Regions from separate parts of the Mus musculus genome. Here region 2 is linked to region 1. Evidence: chromatin loops called from intact Hi-C (ENCODE). Cell type or tissue: left cerebral cortex. All regions are shown on one strand.

Region 1 (8,000 bases):
CTCTGGTTTTATTCTATTATTGGGTGGGCATAGATTAATATACTTGTCTCCACTGTGCCAATATATAATGCATGAACACAATTACTGGGATAATTTAGAAACAGGATACCTTTAATCTTCTGTTCAAATCAATCAATTACAATGCATAGATTATGGAATGTTATATGACTTTACATAGCCTCATGAATAGAACTGATCTTAGTTAAATGTATCTAAGGAAATATGAAGCCTATAATCTTACTTATATATTACACGGGCTTTGGAAACTTATCATGTATTTCATTAACTAATCCTAATAGACACTCTGAGAGTTTTACCTAAAGAGAAAATATTCTAGAGAACAGAATTCCATTTTTCCTCTTGAAGAACATTCTATGATTTTACATAGCCTCATGAATAGAACTGATCTTTGTTAAATGTGTTGAAGACAATGTGAAGCCTATAATCTCACTTATATCTTACATGGGCTATGGAAACTTATCATGTATTTCATTAACTAATCCTAATAGATGCTCTGAGAGTTTTACCTAAAGAGAAAATATTCAATCATAAGCAGAAACATTACACAGTAAACTTCTGCATGTCAAATCTTCGTATCCTGTAGTAGAGAAAACGTTTGTTTTTACAAAATACAATGGGAATGGTTATTACCTTAAAGTGGTTCTCATTTTCTGAGCTGGCAAGTCATTTAAAATGTATTAGCCAGCCATGTTGCTTTGTTATAATTTGCTCTTGTATTATTGTGTCACGAAACCTTATAGGCAATGAAACTTTATACGGAAAACTTACAATCCACACACTGTATTCTTTTCTCCTCTGGAGTCCTTGATTTGGTGGGTAATGTGAACTTGAGTTTAGTTTAAAAGCTAAGTAAAATGGGAAGGTGTTTAAGAAATGTCTCAAAAATAGCAACTTGTGTTTTTCTAGGCATTTGGTGACTAAGATCAGGGTTTTGTGTCTTAACAGCCACTTGACTGAGTTTGCAGTTCCACTGTCATTGGTTGGCATCCTCAATGAATACTCACTAATGGCAGTCTAAGAATCAGCACCACGGATAGCTCCATACATTTTTAGCTTCTGAAACCAGGAATGGTTCTTGCAAGCACAGCTGCATCTAGGGAAGAAAAACACTAAATAATCTACCTACACGGAAAAAAGAAAAGAAACCATGTATCAGAAAAGTGTGTCCTCAATATTTCAATGGACACAACTGCACAGAGTCAAGAAAAATCAAGCTAATAACTAGAAAATTGAACTTTTCCAGGCACTGTCTTCCTTTGGATTTGTTTTCAATACTTTCAATGAAAACAGTTAGAATTTCTTCGGTTCTTGTTTTTATTTAGAATTTGGGGGTGTAGTTTTCTAAAATATAAAAAAGTGTTGTGTGAATCTCACAATATACCTTCTTTACCACAATATATGTTCACCCTCCTAAGTGAACATTGCCTCTTGTCACTTAGCCCCACTCTGATTATTTCACTTCATATTTGAGGTATAACTGAGATAATGTGAACCCTACTGATGTAGACAAAGCAGGACTATGGGCTGCACCCTGATCTATCAGCGACCCTCATCCATGCAGCTATATGTCCTTATGAAAGTCTGTGGGCCTTTATTGACAGCCAGAAACAAGAGATTTGTCTAAGTTCTCTTTTGCAGATTGAAATGGTGACCGAAAATACTTACAAAAAGGGGCGTGGATAGAGCTATTAAAGCTGACTACATAAATGAAGGGAGAGAAGTAAGAGGAGAGGAGAAGAAACCTGGAAAAATCTACTTTGAAAAGATGTTTCCTTAGCACAGCTTGCCTTAAGTCTCCAGGAACATATGAACCAAACAAAGTGCATGTATAATCAGGAAGAGATTCCCACATGGGAAGCCTCTGTGAAGCTAAAAGGAAGAGGTCTCAATGTTTCCCTTGGAACTCTGTCTTATGCAAGTACTCCCTTAGCAAAGGTGAGAAAACAGAAGGAATTTGGCTACTGGGTTTAGGAGGTAATTAACAAGGGAGGTCACTTGAAGGCAGGGAACTCCTAGCCCCACCCACCTTTTGTTCCTTCTCCCAGGCGCTCAGCCTCACCCTTTTCAAACTCTGGGCTTGTTTTGTACCATTTGCTTACACAATCTTTGGCCTTAACATCGTTCTGTCAACCTCTAGCACAAGGGAGACCCAGTCACCCTCATCATTGCAACTCCTCTGGGACTCCCTTGGGGAAACCCGGTATGCTCAGCGGTGCTTTGGATAGTCCTGGCTTTATTCAGAGACCACCCCTGAGGGTGTCAGGGTCAGAGCTGAACCCTGAAATTGTACCTGCACTCTTAGGTGGCTCATCTTCGATCTTCAGCATCCCGAGCGCCAGCAGAGCCTAGAAGCACTCATTAAAGGGCTGGGCTGGCTTCCCACCTGTCTTTTCTTTGCAACTGAGGGCGTGTTAGCTACCATAGTGTGAATCCCTTAAGGATGGAGCCCTGTGGCTAGTGGCCATGGAGATCACCTTCCCAGAGTAGCTGTTTTATCACTGAGTTTGGGAGATTTCTTGGCTGCCTTCCGATAAGGCACGCTTGAGTAACCCGAGCTCTGGCGGCGCCCAAGCTCCCAGGATAAAGGCTGTGTGTGTGTGTGTGTGTGTGTGTGTGTGTGTGTGTGTGTGTGTGTAGGGGGAGAGGGCGGGGACAGTAACGTCAACCCCCACCCTGCCTCCTTTTCTTTTTTCCCTTCCTGCAAAAGGCGCACAAGTCTTCCACCCTACCCCACCCCCGCCCACCAGCAATCCTTGGGGCTCTGGGCAACAGCCAGGTTAAGCCCATTTGCACTGAGAAATTGGCGCTGTTTGGGAGAAGAGAAACAGATCGATTGCCCTTGTGACTCCCCGCCCCGCCACCCCAGCCCAGCCCGCCCCCCGCGTTCCTCGGCCCTCCTCCGCCACCTCCCGCACCCCGCCTCCTCCCCTCCCCGCCCCCAAGCCTCTCACTCGACGCAGGCCGGTGCGAGGCCCCCTCCGGAAGGTGAGCGGGATGGATTGGACTTCGGCGGAGAACGCGGGTGTCTCGAAGTGGTGCTAATGGGAAGAGATTTCTGCTCCCCAAAGAAGATGCGCTGCCACAAAGAGCGGCTTGCGCGCCGGCCTGGGCTCTAGCCCGGGAGACATCCCGGGAGAACTCTGAGCTCGGAGCGCTCGGCGAAGACCCGGGGCAACATGCCTGTTCGCAGGGGGCATGTGGCACCGCAAAACACCTTCCTGGGGACCATCATACGGAAATTTGAAGGGCAGAGTAAGTTCGTTTGTTCTCTCCCTGTCGCTCGCTTTCTGCTTTGGTAGAGCACTTGGCGTCCGTCACTTCCAAGCTAGAGGGATGGACAACTCCAGGTTGTCAAGTTAGAGGCTGGGAAAGCCAGGCAGGCAGTTCAGATGGCAGCGGGGGTGTTCTAATATTAATTTGGATTTACATTTTATATTATGGACTCCATTGTACAAGGCAATTTGATCCTCCTCTCCCACTGCTCCATTATCTGCCTTGCTACTTCATGCCCTACTAGTCTACTACCTTAAAGGGAACGTGCTGGTAAAACATGGGCTTGTATTCTAAAGCTTTTTCTGTGGCAGACTTTGTAAAGTCAGGAGCAGAACCGACTATAGGCTGGAAACAAGAACATGTAAATGGTAGTGGCGATGCCAACAGCTATGCAAACTGTTTTCTGCTGGTAAACTGCTGGGCTGTGGAATGTCAAGGATGCTGTTTGCTTGATGTTAGTTGGCTCTTAAAACTGAACTTTGTACGGAAACTGAAAATAGACGCAAAAGAATAATTTGGTGAGCAGTGGACTGGTTTGAGTGCAAGCAGCTCACTACTGAAAAACCGTATTTGTGTCTCTTTGTCGCTCCCTAAATATAAGGTGTAGAAATTTAAAAATTGAAGGGCAGTCTGTAAATCCCACAGAGATTGAATGTAGAAAAAAAATTTCTGTACTCATGTAAGCAAGCCACCAGGAATTATTTTCTATAAATATAATAATTTAAAATCCTGTAGTTATCCATTTGTATTCTGCACTAAATCTACCTCAGCGTGCATTTATGTTGCATACATTATATGTTTCTCCAGTACTGCACTTAGTGATGTGAAGATCTGGTACCTGTGAACAACATTAACTTCTCTATTCTGTTCCATATTCTTTATGGAAATAGCAAATATAACTTGTTATCACACCTAATGTGACTTGAATTAAAATATCTATTACATAAAATTATAGCTTGTTCCAAACAGAAAGTTTAAAAACTGTTTTCTATCACTATTCAAACTGTATAGTGTGCATTTTCTTTTTATCTTTTGGAATTGAACATTATGAAAGTATGAAGGTTTATTTTATTTATTGTTAATAAATGTGGAGTCATTTCATTGCTAAAGATAAGTGTCTTAAAAAATATAAGCATGTATTTAAAAAAAAAGAAAACCATATGCCTTCCTTATAGAAATCAAGTAAAAGCAAATCTAAAAATAAGGTACTTTAAGATAGTTGCATTCTAAGGTCCAGTCAAAGTTGAAGTGAGAAACCTGGCAGTTACAGAATGTTTTAATTTTCTAATTTAAGAAATTTTTATCATTCAACTAAATGGCATTCTAGAATTATCCATTGGCAAACTGCTTGTCAGTGTGTCCACCAGGACCTCCTGGGACTCAAAGAGCTTGAGAACTAGGCAACTTGGAAATTTCTGTTCTTGCAATTGAAGAGAAATTGTCTTAATTTCTTGTATTAAATCACGTATTTCCACAGATCTCACACCTCAAGTTTGTATAGGGGTGTGTGTGTGTGTGTGTGTGTGTGTGTGTGTGTGTGTGATTTTTGTAATTCTCTTGGAAAGGTCTAAATGATTGGCATTTGGGGGAAGCCACTGTATTTCTGACCCTCGTTATGCAACAAATGGCTTTAGTGTTTGTGAGAACCTTTGGGAAGATTTTAAAAGAGATGTCCTACCATCTTCTTGTTGCAGATAAAAAATTTATCATTGCAAATGCCAGAGTGCAGAACTGTGCTATCATCTACTGCAATGATGGCTTCTGTGAGATGACGGGTTTCTCCAGGCCAGATGTCATGCAGAAGCCGTGTACCTGTGACTTTCTCCATGGGCCTGAGACCAAGAGGCATGATATTGCCCAGATTGCCCAGGCGCTGCTGGGGTCAGAGGAGAGGAAAGTGGAGGTCACCTACTATCACAAGAATGGTAATGTGGATCCAGCTAGGATTCCTTCTATTTGATTCCCTTGTAGTGAAATTCCGATTACCAAAAGTTCATATGCAGACGAAACCTCACATAATTAATTGTAGATGGAATTTTTTTTTACATGTAAAGTCTCAGTATCTGAGAAGTATGAATGTTCTTATTTGACCAGTGACAAAACTTCTTCTTTGTGTAAGCATACCTTGTTTGAACTCTGTAGAGGTGCAGTAACTTAATGTCACCAAGGACGAAAATGCCATAAGTCACCCCTGACACTTTTCAAGGGAGTGGTGTGAGAATTAGTAACTCACTGTTTGCATTTTTCATGCATAGTGTGAGTCGGTACATACTATCTGCCTGACATTGAATATATTACCACGGTCTTCATTAAAACAGTGTAATCTGAAATGAACATTGGTGCAGTGATAAGTGTATCTTGGCTTTTAAAGTGTTGGTTGTTGGTACTTTTGTGTCTTTCAACTGTTTTTAGAGAAGATTAGGTACAGTTTATAAAAACCTCTACAACTGAGTGACTAAACTTGGTTCCATGCAGTTGTTATAAAATAAGAGATGTAGAAGACATTACTTGTAAGAAATACAGAAAAGGAGCTCTGAATGTGCAGTTATTAATATTCACTTGTTAAGTTGTTAAGTTATTAGTATTAAAATTAAGACTAGTATTTCAAGCTCAAGGACACACTACTTTCTTATAGCCTTTCCCTGGGAACAATGTGCATGCATTTACATTGTAGCATACACATATGAATGTGCACATGCATGCATGCATGTGAACACACATATATATTCAGATATAAATAACTGAATATAAATAGGTTAGTCTATATGAATACTCACATAATTCACTTTAAAGCATAGTTGTAGTCTCACATCTACACATGTAAATTACCCATTTAGTAAAACATTTGTAGAAAACAAGTACATTGTAGGTTATTTTGCCAATATTGCATCATCTATTTTGCTGTTTTATTTACAAAAATTAATGAGGGTGAGGAGAATCTGCTCAGACTTTTAGAAAACCCTTAAGCTTGGCAATGCATGCTATCCTATAGGCTACACCGGATTATGACTTATTATTTGAAAACTACAGAGAAAAAAATAGCAAAAGAAAGGTTAATTCTTTGTCTTATTTTCTTGTAATTAAATGTTTCAAAGTAAGAAATGTACAGTTCTTAATTACTGGATTTTTCTCCATCCTATGAACTTGCACTTGAGTGGGAATTGCAATCGAGTATTACTGGAAAGGCAGGTTTGTATGACTTTATATTGCTCTGGAATGAAGGCAATTATATGATTATCAGAGAGCAAAGGAATTGAGCTGTAAGTTCTTCCCAGTTCACTCTTATTTTCCGCTCAGTAGCATTGTATATTATAAATAGCCCAATTGCTTCATTGTTAGAGATACTGCTTCACAGAGACTATCACAAAGCACTGCACCTTATCTCTTTTGCCTATTTTGTTCCAAGAAGTATGCCTTTTGAAATTTTAAGAATTTCTTTGAAATGTAGGTTATTTCTTCTCTAAATGTTCCAGAGGATGTTGACATGGTCTACATCATGGTTGTTTAAGGCTTGGCAGACATAATTGTTGTTATATTTTCAAGATTGCTTCAGAATGTTTTCATCTTTAAAAAAGTTAAAGTACTACTCTAGTTAAGCCAGTGAGCTGCTAAGCAAATTTTTGGTTTTAAATAACAATTCTATCTATTGTATTGAAACTAAAATGTGGAATTTTGGACACTCATCACTTCATTCACTATAACTGAAAAGATGAGCTCAGAACAATTTTCAAGAGGAAATTTATAGAGAAGCACAAACCTGTTGGTTACAAGCCTGCAGTAAAGTTGTCAGCGTATTGCCCATTGCAAATGTATGTCTGAATGCTTTGCTTAGCTATATGAATTTTGAGGGGGAGGGGAGAGAAGAGAGAGAGAGCGAGACAGAGAGACAGAGAGAGACAGAGAGAGGCAGAGAGAGACAGAGAGACTAGAGAGAATTTTGTACAAGGAACCTTTGGAAGTTTGTGGAAATATAGATATGTTATTTTTTCATACAAATTTTGTCTTTATTGATGTTTTCAGGTATGGCACGCTTCTAAGGAGTAGCGCCTCTTTAGAGTCAACAAGAAACTGTCTACTTAGCTTTAGTTAGTAGAGGAAATAAATAGATGAACTCACGGATTTTTCCCCCCAAGGAAAGGTTATTAACTCAGATCCCCTGGAAGACGGTTAAGATAGAGATATATTTCCCTTCTTGGGATCCAATAAACTAGTGGATGGCTTAATTTTGAGAGTTTGTTGGTTTATTCACACGACAGCTATAAAATCAGTAAAAGCTTATGAGACCCAAATGCTTTGATAGTCTCACCTCTTATTGACCTGCTGCAGGCCACTTTATATTTATAAAAGCAGACAGACAGAAGAAAAACACAACATAGAAATATTTTCATTGGTTTGTTTCTTAATGTTTCCTTAATGCCTTTTAACTAAGTTCATCTACTTCAATCACTTGTATTTTTGTTGTTTTTTTTTTATTCTTGATTCTATTCAGTAAATGCTTCCTATTTTATTAATTCAGCAATTCAGTCATATATATATATATATGTATCTCACGATGAGAAAGTGAGGAAGTGTTCCTATATTCTGTGCTTTCCATTCATTCATGATGGATCAACAAAATACGTTTAAGCATCAAAATATCTGAGGAGTGAACCATTATTTTTGAAAGCTTGCTTTTTGAAGTGCCTCATTGGCTTGCTGAGCAGGGG
Region 2 (8,000 bases), 270 kb before region 1:
TATGGGGCTGGTCTTCCAGGCAATGTTATCATCCGTTTTCCAGAATTTGAAATGCATAAAATAAAATACATAGCAGATATCGGTGAGCCTAAATACATATAATAAAATTCTGTAGTATAAAAAATCAACATGGGTGTGCTTTTTAATTCACTAAATAACAACGTATATTGATTTTTCAATAATCATCCTATTTGAAAAACTGTTCTAACTTCAAGAAAATAAGAATCCATATGATTCTTTTAATTCTGTAACTACTATAAGCTGTACTGAACATATCTGATCTGTTTGTGACAAAGGCTGGCAATAGTGGGATTCTCAACACACATTGGATGTTGACAGACAAGCTAAATTTCAGATATGAAGTAGCAAAGTAAGAATAAGCATTTTCCCACTATAATGCACAGATCATGGACGCTTTTGCATTAACAGATAGCAAGTTCAGAACAATTGGAAGAATAAAGAGAAACTTCTGACTTGGACAATCATAGTTTATGCTATGCTATAAGTTAGGATATGCCACATGAAAGTTCTCCACATTAAAGATGTCAGTCCCCGAGATCAAGTAACAGATTATTATTTTCAAACCTTATACTACAAAAGTAGCTCACTAAGTAAGGCCATTAATTAAGGCAGAACAGTGTCAAGTTACTTTATACAAACATTGGACATTTTCATTACAGTCAACTTAGAATTCATATGTTCTTGCCAGCACTTTAATGCAGATTTTAAAGTGTTAGTAATTTTATTTCTAGGCAAACATTTGATTCCAACTAAAGTACTATTTCTCCTGAGTTAATATTCACGGTCAAAGAATACAAAAGTCTCAATGTTTGCAATAATGTAGTCCTCACTCATACCTGGACCACACTTGATAAACAAATAAGGATTTTGTGAATATCCAACTTGAGACATAAGAGACATTTTAGAAAGGCTGATAAAAATAAGAAAGACAAAAATTGTTTCTCTGATGACCTTGATTAAACTAAATGGAGGTTGTCACAAGGAATTCAAATGTCATGAATCTGGGTAAAACACAAGGAGGGAAACAGAATGGCTGATTAGGTGGGAGGGAGATAAGGGGTGGGGAGGTAGTAGGCAGAAAATGTTTTCATACATGTATGAACTTGTCAATAAACTAATTTAATTAGGAAACGGGGAGGGGTGTATTGTCACCATTAGAACACAAGGTGTCCTTTGGACACCACTGAAATTGAAGGCCTGTGTGTTTGTTTACCACCCAGCCCCCCTGCTGCTAGGTCTTGTTGTGTGCTGAAAATCCCATTCCCTGCCTGCCCCCCCTCCCCCAGAGCCAGTAAGAGTTCCAAGCAGTTCATTAAAGCCTCTCTTCTTTTCCCTGCTCAGTCTTATCTCCGGAGGTGTAAATCAGAGAGGCAGATGTACAATCTGGGATGGTTTCCAGCTCCATTTTTAGAATGTGGAATGTTCGACACCGTAGGCGTTGAACAGAGTTTTTCAGTCTGTCACATGTCCAGTTTCGGTGCCAAGGAAACCCCCTAAATGGCGCCCAAACACTTACTTCTGGAACAGGGTAAAGCCCCAGCCGGACATGCCACAGTGTGTTTACTGATCTTTGATGTTTAGTGAGTGAGAAAAACCAGAGTGAAAGGGATGTTTCTGACATTGTAGACAAGAAAGCTTCAGTTGTGTGGTTAAATGAATTTTAGGAGGAGAAAGATTGGAAGGACCTCCCCCCACCCCCCCAATGAAATGTAGCAAACAAACTCTTGTGTATCAAAGCCACAGTAGAGAGCAGAAGGCTGAAGTGGCATGTGAGGATACTTACTCATATTGGAAAAACGCCCTTGAATCTGAGCAGTGCTCTCATGCACTTGATCTCTTATTATTTTTACAAAGTCTCAAATCGACACAGTAAAACTTATTCTTCCCGATTTTGACTGGAAAATTAAGCTCTGGTTGGATTTTCAAAGTCAATAGTCATGAAGCTTGGTTATGGTAGGACCCAGTCTCAATTCCTGAAACCGATTAGTAACTATCTTTTGTTAAAACACAGAGGAAAATAAAATAACATGGAAATCCAACCCAGTTTCATTTCTTTAACTATTTCTGAAATCCCTAAGATGGAGGACCGTTTCCTTGTACATGTAGATATCACTGGGGTCAGAGAGTATATGAGGGCTCTTGGTGAACATAGGGTGTTCTTAGGCTCCTTTGGTTCCTTCAGTCGGTGGGGATTTGCTCATTTCACACATTTTAAAAGCAAAAGTGAAGCCCAGATCTTCCATTTTATGTCTCCGAACTTCCTTGTCTCGAAAGTTTTTAGAGTAAAATTCTTACTTCACTTCCTCTCTTCTCTCCATCCTCCAGTCCCCTTTCCTGGTCAGTGGGACAATTTAGAGATGAATTTATTATGCATTATTTTGGGGGGGAATTATCAACATGACTGAGAGCTAGTTGTTCACATTGTGAGCATTGTAAGAGCATGCCATAGTAAAAATAAGTCTTGGTACCTTGAGTTATTATTTTTTCTTATCTTTCACTTTTTTTCTCTGAAGATATTTTGAAAAATCCCTGGTTTTAGTTTTTCATTTCTGGAAGATGTTTACCCCAAAATACACCAAACCGCCGGCCTTTGTTTATGTGTAACCCAATTTCCCGGGCAAACTCTGTATGAACATAAAGTAGAATTCCACTACTGCACTACAAAATTTCCATTACTAGAAATGCTACACATTAGTGGGGCTTTATTCAAATCACTGAATAATGATTACTAATTCACATGTTTCTAACAATTGAAGGAAGCAATAATCAATGAAATAAAAATTCAGTTGCCCACAGTCCCGATCACAAAGTCGAAGGACCATATGCATACATTATTTTCTCTCCTTCAACCATAGTAAGATCTCTGAGAAGAAAAAGAAAGTACATAAAACCACCTTCTGTCCTTCAAGCTTTACCTTGCCAATTAATTCATCCTTACCATGGATTCTCTTTCAATTATATGGGCTCCCAACCGAGGGCTCTGCTAATGTACACCATTCTATTTTTGTCACAAAATTCAGTTTGCCTTTCAAAGCTTGACACATTCCAAGTGAATATGCTAGGAATTCCCCATCTCCTCTGAGTGTTCTCTGGCATGAGGGGACAGACAGCATTGTTCCTGCCAACTGCAGTGCCACAGATGCCTCCCTCTTGCCACACTGTGTTTATCAGGAAGTCATGCCTTCTGGAGACTTTTTATACCTTCTGTGCTGGCTTTGGGAATGATGACTATGATGCTCTCAAAGAACAGAGCACTTCTGACTAGGGTCCATCTAAAGAAAACCCACACTCCTGAGCTCCTCTTATTTAAACATTAATGGTTAAGGTAATAACCCATGTAATTAAATCACAAATTAGCCTGTTACCACTTACAAAAATTAGTAGGCATAGTCATTTAGCTGCTATCTTCATATATGTACCAGAGATGGATGTGACAAAATCAGGATCCTAACCTATTTTGTAGAGGCAAAATAAAATGTTCCTTGTCTACTGTTAAGAGATATAGAAACTTTGTTTCAACTTAAAAAAATTATCAAGCAAAGGGACATTCTCTATTAATATGGTGTTAAGCTCAAGCAGTTAGCAAAGATTGTGACAACTGTAAAGTCATAAAGTTTTGTCTTTTACTAAGTCTAAGTGTGAAGTAATAATGTATAAATTATGATGGTGTTTGGATGTCAAAAGTGAATGCTGCTACTTTCTATCTCTTATTTTTCCAGATGCGAATTGACAGGTTTGTGAATGTACTAGATTCCTATGAAGAAATTTGTTTGAACAACTTGCCATTTTTGAAAGCCACCACTAGATGGTATGCAAATACCCTTTCTTCAATTCTTGCCCTCTTCTTTCTGATTTTTAGGCTACAGGGATGGGTGGTATGTGATGTGCTGATTTTATTTGTCTTTGTGCTGGGGAACATGGGAGAATGTTGCTTGGATAAGCTATTTTTAATTAATTATTTTTGATGCCATTGAACCAATCTTGTATTGTTATATCTAAGAGGGGATTTGTTTCACATTTTAGACTTGTGTGGTTTTTCTATACCATTTTCCCATGAAACAGTAAGTCAACATTAATAATATTGTAATTTTCTGCAATTAGCAAATATACTTCAAATCTTAAAGTTTTTTGCATGTGAATAATTAATACTATTTTACATTAAAATTTAAAGTTACACATGACAATTACAAGCTACATAATTATCAGTTATAAATAATAACTCACATTCTGCACAAACAAAACCAAATTTCGTTCAGATAAGCTGACTATGCTCATGAGATGATGACTGAACCAAGAACAAAATGTGTGCTAGATGACCTGTTACACACTTCATCTTTTCAACCACACTTTTTTTTTTTGTGGTTTTTCGAGACAGGGTTTCTCTGTATAGCCCTGGAACTCACTTTGTAGACCAGGCTGGCCTCGAACTCAGAAATCTGTCTGCCTCTGCCTCCTGAGTGCTGGGATTAAAGGCATGCACCAACACGCCCGGCTTTCCACCATACTTCTTAATAGGTAAAATAATTTATAATTATTTTATTTATAATTGTGTTTAAACTTTTGAAGATATATGAAAATGTATAATACCTATTTGATCTTCTCATTGATATTCCCTAATTCACAAAATATATTGTGTCATTTTTCAATTATTATATAATCCATATAATTTATATGCAAAGCCATGCAGAGCCTGTCTTTCTAATGGCAATTACCATGAGATTATCAATCACCTCTAGCTATAGTACTATTTATATAGCATTATAGTCACCCTATCAGTGTTGTAATGCCTGCTGTAATGCATAACTTCCATGTAAAATTAATTCATGTAGGAAGGAATAGTCAATGTAACAAGATGGTCTTATAAATTCCAGATTTCTACTTGTGCTTAAAATTGATAATTCTTCTGAAGAGTTTAATGGTATAATTCTATATTTTAATGGGGTTTCAGAAATACAGAACACCATGTCTAGTTTCAGCATTTAACCCCTTAAATAACTTCAGATAACTATACTAATACATAGATTCTAAATAAATATACAATATAAATATAACAAAATAACTTATACATAAAATAACATTAAAAGTAAAAGTTTTTTTTCCCCTGCAGTGTTTATATTTTCTCAATTGCCTTTTCTTGGGTAATTCAGGCTCTCTGGGAAATCTAAAATTTAGGTGATTTAATTTCCCATAATTTTTTAATGTAATCTTTTTCAAAATCCTAGGTTTTATAATCTTATATTTGTTTTCTCAATTCTTGTTTGTGTACATTTTGACATAGTCTTAGAGAAAGTTAAACAGCAGATTTTAGTGTCCAGCAACCAAGTCATGAGTAGCCTGGCTGATAGCTGACTTACTGTGTAAGCTCCTCATTAATATCATTACCAGTCCAAACTCTAGACTCATGTACCTCACACTTCAGTTGAATTTGCATGCAGCATTTTCCATCTTATGGAACATCTGGTATCTATCTTCTTCGTCTTAATTATTTTCTGAAATGCAAATGAAGGTTAAAGTATACTGATTATTTCTCTATTTCACTGAGCTGTGTTTGATACAATCACACAAAACTTTATACTAACTCAGTTGCATGTCATATTTTGAGTCCATTCTCAGAAAATTTAATGCAATGCCTTAGTGTCTAACTTTAAAAAGAACAAAATAAACTCTAACAAATATTTATTTGTTTCTTTGCATCTTTATTTTATTACCATTTTTATCTTTCATCATTCAAGAAATACAGGATTTTCATTCTTTTATTTTTATTTACATTTTTACTGCAATTTTTCAATCTGAATTCATTGCTCTGATAACTGCTCGGTTTTAGTTTCCAAACCCTAATTTCTTGCTGTGTATAAAACCATTTCTTGTTTAACTGTACCTGATATGGATTGTGCTTTAGTTTCCTGAACAGATGTTGATTCTGAAGCCAAGTAGTTCTGTGAAGATTGTAATCTGTAACTGATGGTCCATTGAACATTTGGATATATGCAGTCTTTTAATGTTTTCTATACTTCTGTTTTCTTGATTATAAATATTAATTGGGTTTCTATACATTGCTAATCTATTATATCCACTCTCTATTTACTTGCTATTTTACATATTTGTTTCATGCAGTTATCACAGACATCTATTTGCATCACAAGTAGGCCCTCCTTATCAATCATGTTACTAGGGTAGAAACCCTGTCCCTGTGAGTGCATAGATGTAGTTAAGAGAAAGAGAAAGGTAAGGGCAGTATGATGTTCTGTTCATCTACTGTCTTCACTACCCATTGGTATTGCTGCTAACATCAGGATTCCAGGTACCATAGCCATTCTGCCAACTTGTATTTTCTTTCTCTTCAGATTGATTTCTTGTAGAAATGGTAACAGGAGTTCCTTGAGGAAAAGTACAGGCTGCTGAAAAGAAAACCATGGCAAATTGAAGCAATTACTCCTGTATTACTGTCTCTGAGCCGTATTCAGGACATAAGTGTCTCCTACTGCAAGCCAGTCCTAGAATTTCTAGCTAATCATTGGGAGGAAGTGCAGGAATTTTACCCATAAATATCATCACTAACATAGTTTCTGGTAAAGCAAACTCTCTAGAAATAATCACAAGAAAGAAAATAGAAGAGTGGGAAAGGGCAAATAGTTAAAGTTGGAAAACACATTTATTCCGAAAAATGAACCAAAATATCTGAAGAAAAAAATCAGTGAGTAAATGGGGCGACTGAAAAGAATAAATGATAAATTCTGAAAATAAATGAGTTAATCAAAAAAATCAATCAATTATAAAATGTAAGATAACATAATTCATCATGAACCAACAACACAAATTAGAAGAATAGATTTTAGAGATGGAGGATGAAGTCAGGATAATAATTCTTTATGACATGAATGAGGAAAATAATGAAATGAGCATAATTAAATGTCTCAAGGAGTCTTAAATACATCCAGGAGCCCAATGGTAAGAATATATGGAGTAGGAGAGTGCTCTGTGATAAAGTCAAAGGTCAATTTATTCAACACATTTAAATATATTTTCAAGATATAGAGACTGTAATAGATATGTAAATAAAAGATGCATCTGGAAATTCAAACAAATTTAAGACTAGAAAAATATCTGCATGCTTTATCATAGGATGCAAAAACAACTGATAAAAAAATAATATCCAACATTGTCACAGAAAAAAGATATGGACATAAGTATAACAAAATCTCTTGCATTAACAATCCAAATATTCTATGGAATGATACATTTCAATCCTTGAAGTTAAGTATGTGTTAACCAAGAGTTCTTGACAAAATTTTCTCCTAAAACTGATAAAGCAATAAGAACATTTCTAGAAAGGCATACATTAATGCATTTTGCAACTATCTTGGCATTACTTAAAAATTTTCTTAAAGCAATAATGTAAAAAAAAATATACAGGTACAAAGCATGTCTCATTCATAATAAAACAGGGAATGTTTCATTCTTAGAAGAATAGATGAACAGAAGAGATAATTTTTGTGTCCAACAGAAGAAACCAGCAAGCTAATACAAACAGGGGAAGATGAAGAAAACTAACATTTCAACCAATCAGAACCTCAACTTGTGAAGCTATGAGAAATAGCAAGTCTCTCTCTGTGAACAGTCTTAAATGTAAATAAGTCCAACTTTCCAATAAGAAAAATGCAGACTAACAGACTTGATTAGAAAATAGCAAATATCAATTCCTCAAAAATATTATCTAGCAACAATGTCCAGAAGCTGAAAATCAAAGGGTGAAAATCAACATTCCAAGAAATCTGAAGCCTTAAACAATATGAGATACTAATTGATATAGCTGTCATAGCTGATTTTGAATAAAAAGACAAATAGAGGCATTATATATTAAAGTGGACATGACAAAATTGTTTTTATGCACTGAAATGGGACTTCTATTTTTTTTTTAAAAAGAACTAAAACACTAACAAAAATTTAGAGATTCTATCAATGACAGTTAAAGGGACTTT

Evidence for each region. A loop is a pair of places that touch in the nucleus more often than their neighbours do. Peaks named below come from ENCODE experiments on the same cell type or tissue, not always from the same donor. Only the 100,000 strongest peaks of a DNase experiment are listed, where the experiment ranks them.
Region 2: a loop joins it to region 1, with 9 times the contacts of the local background. A loop is called at or near these places in 6 of 42 quality-filtered maps.

Annotation. Positions count from the first base shown.
Region 1 is chr2:63,179,275-63,187,274 of GRCm38, reverse strand. It overlaps Kcnh7 (potassium voltage-gated channel, subfamily H (eag-related), member 7), which reads left to right and starts at 2,988. Exons shown (of 16, transcript NM_133207.2): 1 at 2,988-3,273; 2 at 4,989-5,219. The coding sequence starts at 3,198. It overlaps Gm34110 (a long non-coding RNA gene), which reads right to left and starts at 3,572. Exons shown (of 3, transcript XR_866371.2): 1 at 2,973-3,572; 2 at 1,026-1,114. In left cerebral cortex, no CTCF peak of the experiment used is centred here; DNase peaks (open chromatin) are centred at 3,114, 3,371, 3,573, 5,104 and 3 more places; H3K4me3 peaks cover 5,076 bases; H3K27ac peaks cover 5,143 bases.
Region 2 is chr2:63,448,225-63,456,224 of GRCm38, reverse strand. No RefSeq gene overlaps it. Among named protein-coding and RNA genes, the nearest start is that of Gm23503, 20 kb to the right of the region's middle. In left cerebral cortex, CTCF peaks have their summits at 1,173 and 3,830; DNase peaks (open chromatin) are centred at 1,439, 3,138 and 3,821.